Linked DNA regions of Homo sapiens: all the other regions are linked to region 3. Evidence: chromatin contacts called from ENCODE POLR2A ChIA-PET data. All regions are on one chromosome and are shown on one strand. The core of a region is the stretch at or near the end of the contact, and the rest is flanking DNA. Distances in the headings are between cores, read along the strand shown. Region 1 overlaps RBM47 (RNA binding motif protein 47). Region 2 overlaps APBB2 (amyloid beta precursor protein binding family B member 2). Region 3 overlaps APBB2 (amyloid beta precursor protein binding family B member 2).

Region 1 (3,141 bases), core at 552-3,051, 360 kb after region 3:
GTCTTGAACTCCTGACTTCAGGTGAACCGCCTACCTTGGTCTCCCAGAGTGCTGGGATTGCAGGTGTAAGCCACTGCATCTGGCCTCAGAGAGCATAATCTGTATTCCCTAGCAGCTGTTTTTACTATTGTTTTTCTTATAGTCTTCAAAGATGTATTGGGCTTTGAAAACCTTTTGGCTCCTAGGAAGAAGCTATTTCTGCTTGGTGGAGTCCTGTCTGAAAGTGAATTCTCTGTTTACACTGCCCCATTCATATCCTGTCCCATGAACTACAGCTACAGATCCTCTTTGTAACACTGCTCAGAATAGAAAGTTTAATTACTCTACCCCTAAAATTTTGCAGATTGCAAGAGGCTATAAGCTACTGGTATAGCCTAGAGATCAAGGGATCTTGTGTGGTGTTATGACAACTACTTCTATTTATATGTGATGTTCACTTTAAATATACACAGACATATCTGTACGTTAGTTGAAGGGGGTCTCAAAAATCTCATCTGACCTTTAATTAGACTCCAATAAGAAGTGGTTAAGACATTGACGTATGGGCCAGGCGTCTCAAAAAAAAAATGGAAAAAAATATTTAAAAAGAAAAAAAAAAGGAAAAAGAATAATATTTTTTTTAAAAAGGCCAGGCATGGTGGCTCACGCCTGTAATCCCAGCACTTTGGGAGGCTGAGGCGGGTGGATCATGAGGTCAGGAGATCAAGACCATCCTGGCCAACATGGTGAAACCCTGTCTCTACTAAAATACAAAAAATTAGCTGGGTGTGGTGGCACATGCCTGTAGTCCCAGCTACTCGGGAGGCTGAGGCAGGGGAATCACTTGAACCCAGGAGGTGGAGGTTGTAATGAGCCGAGATCGTGCCACTGCACTCCAACCTGGTGACAGAGCAAGACTCCATCTCAAAAAAAAAAAAAAAAAAAAAATGCCGGGCGTGGTGACTCACGTCTGTAATCCCAGCATTTTGGGAGGCTGAGGAAGGTGGATCACGAGGTCAGGAGATCGAGACCATCCTGGCTAACACAGTGAAACCCCGTCTCTACTAAAAATACAAAAAATTAGCCGGGCATGGTGGCTCCCACTTGTAGTCCCAGCTACTTGAGAGGCTGAGGCAGGAGAATCTCTTGAACCCAGGAGGTAGAGGTTGCAGTGAACTGAGACTGCGCCACTGCACTCCAGCCTGGGTGACAGAGCAAGACTCCATCTCAAAAAAAAAAAAAAAGATAAAAAAAAAAGAGAGAGATTGATGTATGGCAAAACCAAGGCTGGGAGTTCAGGCCCCACAGAATACCCAGGTCTAGAACTCCTGTCTTTGGAAGCTAATTCTCTTTTGTCCTCACCCCCCTGCCTCACTTAACGATATCTTTCACGGCCTTTCCTCTTCATTCGCACTACCATCTTCCTAGTTCAAGTCATAATGTTAATTCCTAAATTACTGCACTAGCCAGAGAAGGAGGAAAAAAACTGTAAGAAACCACATCAAAATGTCATCTGTGGTTGGTAGACATCTGATTTTAATTTTTTTATATCTGCTTTTCTGACATTTATACATTTTACATAATAAACAAGTTTTATTTTCCTAAAGGAAAAACACACATCATTACTGGCATAGCCTTCACCCTGGTATCTGAGCGCATGTCCATTGTACAACCTATCTGTGCCTAGCTATCAGAGTTGCCTTTCTAAAATGTGTTCTCCAGGCTCCTCTGAAACCCTCAGGGTGTCCTGGAATTTCAAAGTCATAACCCAGACCCACCCTTCCGCCTATCCCCTTATCTCCAACCACACCCAACCCAACCCTCTCTGCTTGGCAGGCCAGCATCCTCCTTGTCCTAGGACCAGGGGAGCTCCATTCAGCTCCTTCGCAGCTACTCTCCTCTATACAGAGAACCCCATACTCTTTGTCCTTTCCTCTTTATCTCTCCAGATGTTATCCTTTGAAGCTCAGCTAGTCTGTGGCCAGACCACCCTGATCACTCCCGATCTCATCTGAAGCTCACCTCAACTCCTTCCTTCTCCAGGTCACCTTTGTCACCTTTTTTAATCTGCATCGGGAATGGCAAACAGGTTTCGTTTTATGTAAACCAAGTCCATGCCATTGACAATGGTTGCATAGAGAATTCTATTTTATTTATTTATTCCAGAGTCTTACTCTGTCACCCAGGCTGGAGCGCACTGCCGCGATCATGGCTCACTGTAGCTTCTACCTCCAGGGCTCAAACAGTCCTCCTGCCTCAATTTCTGAGTAGCTGGGACTACACGCATGCACCCCCATGCCCAGCTAATTTTGTTTGCTTTTTGTAGAGACAGGTCTCACTATGTTGCCCAAGCTGGTCCCCAACTCCTGGGCTCCAAGGATCCTCCCACTTCAGCCTCCCAAGGTGCTAGGGTGGCAGGTGTGAGCCACCGTGCCTCGCCTTGCATGGAGAATTCTGAAAGCCTGCCCATGTTCAAAGGAAAAAGAGTCCTGTGATCATAGTGGTTTTTGCCATAGGCAAAAGAAGGAAAAGTGACAGAATGAATGTGACATATTTTTCATCCAGATTATAATAATTATTTTAGACCTGTGATGTCCAGTACGGAAGTCCCTAGCCACACATGGCTATTTAAATTCAGATTAAAAAGAAGAAAAATAGGGCTGGACGCGGTGCTTCACGCCTGTAATCCCAGCACTTTGGGAGGCCGAGACGGGTGGATCACAGGTCAGGAGTTCAAGACCAGCCTGGCCAATATAGTGAAACCCTATCTCTACTAAAAATATAAAAATTAGCTGGGTGCGATGGCGTGTGCCTGTAGTCCCAGCTACTTAGGAGGTGAGACAGGAGAATTGCTTGAAACCAGGAGGTGGAGGTTGCAGTGAGCTAAGATTGTACCACTGCACTACAGCCTGGGCAACAGAACGAGACTCCATCTCGAAAAAAAGAAGAAGAAAAATAATAATAATTTAATTAAAATTAAGTACAGAAGATGCTCCACCTAGAATTTTTAAACTTCATGATCGTCCAGGCATGGTGCCTCACACCTGTAATCCCAGCACTTTGAGAGGCCAAGGTGGGCGGATCACCTGAGGTCGGGAGTTCCAGACTAGCCTGGCCAACATGGTGAAACCCCGTCTCTACTAAAAATGCAAAAATTAACCA
Region 2 (2,823 bases), core at 156-2,655, 270 kb before region 3:
AATGTGGAAATAAGGTAAGATTCCCCATGAGTTAATAATCATTGAAGTTGGATGATGGCTGGCTGTATGGGGGTTCATTCATTCTTTCTACGTTTGTATGTGTTTGAAAGTTTCTATAATAAGCGGAAAAAAAATAAGGGATAGGAGACATGGGTTTTGTTTTTAAAGAATTGAAAGAACTTTACACTGGAATTTGGGAGGCTCAACATTCTAGCTCTAGCTTTCTCTCTAATTACCTGTGTGACTTGGAGCCACTCTTTCAACATTTCTGGGCTTCACCTACTCTCCTGAGTAAATAAGAAGTTGGCTGTGTGGGGTCCTCATTGTCCCTGGTGTCTGGAATGTTGTACTTTATTTTTTATTTTTATCTTTTTAGAGATGGGGTCTTGCTTTGTCACCCAGGCTGGAGGGCGGTGGCACAATTTTAGCTCACAGCTGCCTCCAATTCCTGAGCTCAAACAATCCTCCCACCTCAGCCTCCTGAGTAGCTGGCACTGCAGGTGCCTGCCACTACACCCAGCTTATTTTGAAATTTTTTGTAGAGAAGAGTTTCGCCATCTTGCCCAGGCTAGTCTTGAACTCCCGGGCTCAAGGAGTTATTCTACCTCAGCCTCCCAAAGTGCTAGGATTACAGGTGTGAGCCACCATGCCCGGCTGAATGCTATACTTTTGAGAGAGACTTTGGGCTTGGACTCAGAGATTCCAGAATAAACGAGCAGTGTCTATGAAAGTCATGGTTTCACCCAAGCTGTATATTTGCCAAATCACAATTCCAAACTTACCACGTTTTTTTTTTTTTTTTTTTTTTTTGCCAGGGAAGAGGATCATAGCTGCAGCATTCTGTAATACATGCTGTCAGTTTGAGTTGGTGTAATTTCATTCTAAAGCAAAGAGGCATCATATCATAATTAGCTGGGGTAGTCTTATCCCCAAAGTTAATGCTGTGGGTATAATGATTAAGAGGTCAGGCTCGGGAGGCCACATTCACATCTCAGCTTAACCACAAGCTGTGTCACTTGGACAAATTACTTATCTACCTCCTTCCTTAGAGGGTCGTCATAAGGATTAAGTGAGCTAATGCATGCGAGGTGCTTAGGACAGTGTCTGGCACATAGTAATGGTTCAATAAGTGGTAGATATAATTTTCATTGGCTTTATTAGTTTGATTTATATTTTGGATTTTCAGTTCTTGTAAGGCATGTTGAGGTTTAAGCACATTTGTCATCCTTAGGCCACCCTTCCTCCCTCCCTCCCTCTCTTTGAGCTAGAAGTATATTGGAGAGCTCATTGCAATGTGAGATGAAAGAGGGTGAGAGGGAGACCAGGGAAGGGAGTTAGTCACCAAACACAGCCTCTTAGAGGTCATCCTGTCCCACCCTTCTCTTGGAGGCTGATGGATTGAGTCGCTGAGGGATTTGCCCAAGGCGGCCAAGCCCAGGGCATTAGTGGTGGAGCCGTATCTTGAACCTGGGTCTCCTAACTGCTGGTTATGTCTGCTGCAATCTTCAGCTCCCTGAAGTCTCCTCTGTCATTCTGATTGCTAACTAGAGTGCATTCTGGAGAGAAAATTTCCCTGCGTCTGGTTTATCTAATATTTAAAAAGTCATCTCTGTTAAGGAATCTCTGGTCATGTCCTATCATTTGCAGGGAGTGAAATGGGAATGTGCATGGTGTTCTTCAAGCACTCTGACTAATCACTTCATAAGCTATGGGCTTCCGTCATTTCCTTTCCAAGTCCTGCTGATCCCAGGCCCTTGTCTTCCCTGTCCAGGCCGGCAGCACCTGTGAGGCCCCGCACCCGTTCCTTACAGCCAGCTTGCCCTGGGCCCTGGATCACTGCATTACTGTTGTCTGAATCACCTCCGTGGCCTTGTTTTTCATCCTTGATGTTTTCCCAAAAGCATTGTTTCTCCAGTATCCGCAAAACAGCATCCTGTGATGTTTTCTTCTTCTTCTTCTTCTTCTTCTTCTTCTTCTTCTTCTTCTTCTTCTTCTTCTTCTTCTTCTTCTTCTTCTTCTCCTTCTCCTTCTCCTTCTCCTCCTCCTCCTCCTCCTCCTCCTCCTCCTCCTCCTTCTCCTTCTTCTTCCTTTTTTTTTTTTTGCCCTTAAGCCTATTGCTTCCTTCCTTAATGTTATTTCTTGCTTGCTTTCATTTTCTTTGGATGCTTCTATTTATTTTCCATTCATTAAGCTGCAAATAGGATTACAAGCTTCTTTTACTTATTCCAGGGATGAGATTGCAGTTTATAGACTATTCACATCCCTTTGCTTTTTCTGCAGCTTAGAGGCACTTTATAGCTCATGAAAATTTCCTAGTAAGGGAAAAGTAATATCTCTATAAGAATTGACAGATTACATAGTGATTTTATCAACAAGATAGGATACTAGGCCTAAGAGTTGAAAAGGTTAGATATAATCCTGGGTTTGAATTTGCATTCATAAACTGTAGTTCTTTGGACAAGTTATTTTTACCTTTTTCCATTTCAGTTTTCTCATCTGAAAAATGGGAATGTTAATACTCATCTCTTTGGGTTGTTGTCTTGGCAGATTTACTGAAGGAGTTAAGTAAGTCGGCTAATATTACTGTGTATATTGTGATCTTATTTGCGCTTCATAGAAAAATAGCCCTTTTGAGGTAGATAGGGTTATTTTCTCCATTTTTATCTGACTTTATATTAATTCATCTGTTCCCTTCCCTTCTTCCTTCCTGTTTCCTATCAGAGAGAGAGAGAAAGAAAAAGAGAGAGATAGAGAAAGGGAAAGGTCGATTTAAGGCTAATACATTTCTCTTGTACAGATGCAGCATTAAGGCCTAGTGAGTTT
Region 3 (3,085 bases), core at 442-2,941:
TGATTGGAAACGAGTTCCGATTTTCAAGTGTGTATTTTAACTAATAAAATAGCAGTTATCACAGACTTTATGTTCAGAGACCATTGTTAAGTAATTGGTCTACATTAAATGCAGTTAATTCTTAAATTATAGTCAGTCTTTGGCAATTCCTAAGGTACTAGAGCATCTCCTAGCATTTAGGGACGAGCTATAGGATGATAGCTTGTTATTGCTTTGTTGAAAATGGACAAGAGCATTGCAAAAGAGGATAAAAATCCCCGACAACAGAGAGGCGGCTCTCCTGAGCTTATGGTTCCATTTCTGAACATTCTGCTTTTTTATTGAGTCATGTGGTCCTCTCTAATGGGGTTGTTGTCTACCTTGGCTTATCACAGCCTTTGTCAACCAACGCTGGGCATTAGCGCATTTGATTCAGTTCCAAGACCTAAACCAGAAAGGAAGGATTATGGCCAAGTATTCATCAGTGAAAGAGTAAGCATTTATGCTAGAACCAGACATGAGAAATGGTCTGCAAAGGAGAGAGCTGAAGTGTCTTTCTTCTCACTGCCAATTGGATAAGCCTTCCTGGGAGCACAGTTGCATCTTTGAGCTTTCGTACCAGAGTGATGAATGATGACAGCTGGGCCAGATGCTTTGGGGGAATGGGTGGATGGATTATGTGCGCACACCTGTCATTCCCTTGCTTGCCAGAGCTGTAGCCCTGGAAAGATGCATGAATTGGTTAATTTTACGAGGAAGCTCTCTGGTGATATTTGGTCGTCATTAAAAACATTTAACTTTGGTGGAAGGTCCTGGGTGTAAGATGCTTGAGCTTTTCCTGGTTTCTGTCCTCCAAGTTTGTTTTTAAGGCAGGAGCCAAAGTGCAGAGCTTGTGACATTACATACGTGTGCGACGCAGGAGCGAAAGTGTGGAGCTTGTGACACTACATACGTGTGCGAGGCAGGGGCCAAAGTGTGGAGCTTGTGACACTACATATGTGTGCGAGGCAGGAGCCAAAGTGTGGAGCTTGTGACATTACATACATGTGCGAGGCAGGAGCCAAAGTGTGGAGCTTGTTACATTACATACGTGTGCGAGGCAGGAGCCAAAGTGTGGAGCTTGTTACATTACATACGTGTGCGAGGCAGGAGCCAAAGTGTGGAGCTTGTGACACTACATACGTGTGCGAGACAGGGGCCAAAGTGTGGAGCTTGTGACATTACATACTTGTGCGAGGCAGGAGCCAAAGTGTGGAGCTTGTTACATTACATACGTGTGCGAGGCAGGAGCCAAAGTGTGGAGCTTGTTACATTCCATGCGTGTACGAGTGGATGAGCTTGGGTTTTCCTAAGGTCAGATTGTCAGTGGATTGTATTGATGAGGTTTTCAGCTTACCCTAACTCTTTAAAGTGAGGCCACATGCTACATGTCTGGAAGGAAACAAATGATTCAAACTCCAGTTGACAAAATTATTCAAGTTCTCTGAGCCTCAGTTCTCTCATCTGTGAAGTGAGGATCATAATAAGGACCACAACACATACGTATATGTGCATGTGCATGTGTATACAGTAATCGGTTCAGTGATAGGGACATGACAGATGCTTAATGAATGTTAGCCCTTGATTTTTAAACACACGCTAGCAGATGCAGCTAATGACATGGCTTCCTTTTAAAGACAGTGGAGGTCGGAGAGGAGTCAGACCGCAGGGAGACTTGAAGTACGCTTGATCACGTGATCTAGAGGATGAGCGGCTGTTCCAGACCCTAATGAGTTCAGTTGTCCTACAAAGCAGGAAGAGCTTCCTACTCCCTGATGAAATCAGTGTGAATTAGGTTACATTGCCTTGGTTATGTTTTTGAAACGTGGGCTGTATTACTCATGTTTTTAAATCACTTCTTATTCTCACTCAGTGTCAGCAGATGAGTGTAATTTCGAAATACGCTCAGGGTTCCACATAGCTAGCAGGACCTCAGCGAGATCATGGGAGGGTTCCACATAGCTAGCAGGACCTCAGCAAGATCATGGGGTTGTGGCTGCCTTCAGCTGGATTGGCATGGAAACGGTAAATTTTAAAAGTGTGTTTGCCAGTGAAAGGTTCTGTTTCTCCCCATTGGTCCCCTGAGTTTCCATTCCCCAGAAGAAGGGGTCTTTGTACTCCTGCTTTTTTTACTTTCCTTTGCTTTTGATTCCTTTTTTTTTCCTTAACAGCAATTTACAAGAGCAAATTCAATTTGTAATGTTGCAAAGGAAAGGGCTTTTCACTTTGCATGAATAAAACATTTTTGCTTGCGAAAAAGAAGCCCATTTCACATTCTCTTTTGTAACTTTCCTTGCTGAGAAAGTGGAATCTCTTCAGGGATTTCTTGATGTGGTTAAAATGAATAAGAGAAGTGTGTATTATACCAGACATGAAGGGCGCAAAATCTTTCTGCAAATCCAGAGTGCTTCCCTGAGCCACGTAATTTCAGAAATTATCAAAGTATTTTGGATGTGACATTTTCTTAAGGCTTTCAAGTGGTTTTGATTTACTTGGAAGAAATTCCTTCGGGAATGAGTTTACTTTGCATGAGGAGGTGATTGGCTATGACACCCCCACTGAGCCCCCCAGGGTTGAGTTGGAGAGACCTCTTACTATGAACAGCACAAGGAGTTGAGTCACATCTGATACCAGTCTTCTGTGGGGTTTTGGTTGTCGCACAACTATGCTGAAGGCTTTGTCTTGTTGAGAGCCATGTCTGTCTTTATTACGGTGTTTCTTGGGGCCCATTTGCTTTATTGCCTGGCAAAGTGAGGGCTGCCTCCTCTTTCTTGGCCATAGTTGAGTTTTGTTCCCTTTGATCAGTGAGGTAAATGTCACGGCCCCTGGAGATGGAGGCTGGGGCAAGGGGTTTCATGAGCTTTGTCTTTCCAATCTAGTTCAGCCCCAGGAGCACCCAGGTTGGCCTGCTTTGCTCCTGCCTGCTGTGCAAAGGAGGACGTACGCAGGTGTGTGCACTGGGCCTTAGAACTGGCATTTCTGCCCTTGGCGACTGAGGCCAATGACCGAATGCTCCCTTTCATCTTGTCTCTGTGGGCCTGCCAGGCTACTGTCTCAAAGGTGAGTT

What was found. ChIA-PET counts read pairs that join two places held with the same protein, here RNA polymerase II (POLR2A).
Region 1: POLR2A ChIA-PET joins it to region 3 with 18 read pairs in A673. The contact joins two enhancer-like sites. POLR2A ChIA-PET finds 5 or more read pairs at or near these places in 2 of 52 experiments (A673 and common myeloid progenitor, CD34-positive).
Region 2: POLR2A ChIA-PET joins it to region 3 with 14 read pairs in AG04449. The contact joins two enhancer-like sites. POLR2A ChIA-PET finds 5 or more read pairs at or near these places in 2 of 52 experiments (AG04449 and AG04450).

The regions. Positions count from the first base shown.
Region 1 is chr4:40,530,096-40,533,236 of GRCh38, reverse strand. The region is part of intron 2 of RBM47 (RNA binding motif protein 47); the gene reads left to right. Among named protein-coding and RNA genes, the nearest start is that of MIR4802, 30 kb to the right of the region's middle. Within about 2 kb of position 1,801, at least 2 of the 41 ENCODE cell types and tissues checked have a DNase peak (open chromatin) inside an H3K27ac peak, as active enhancers do.
Region 2 is chr4:41,159,158-41,161,980 of GRCh38, reverse strand. The region is part of intron 1 of APBB2 (amyloid beta precursor protein binding family B member 2); the gene reads left to right. Among named protein-coding and RNA genes, the nearest start is that of APBB2, 54 kb to the left of the region's middle. Within about 2 kb of position 1,405, at least 6 of the 41 ENCODE cell types and tissues checked have a DNase peak (open chromatin) inside an H3K27ac peak, as active enhancers do.
Region 3 is chr4:40,886,642-40,889,726 of GRCh38, reverse strand. The region is part of intron 12 of APBB2 (amyloid beta precursor protein binding family B member 2); the gene reads left to right. Among named protein-coding and RNA genes, the nearest start is that of NSUN7, 140 kb to the right of the region's middle. Within about 2 kb of position 1,691, at least 2 of the 41 ENCODE cell types and tissues checked have a DNase peak (open chromatin) inside an H3K27ac peak, as active enhancers do.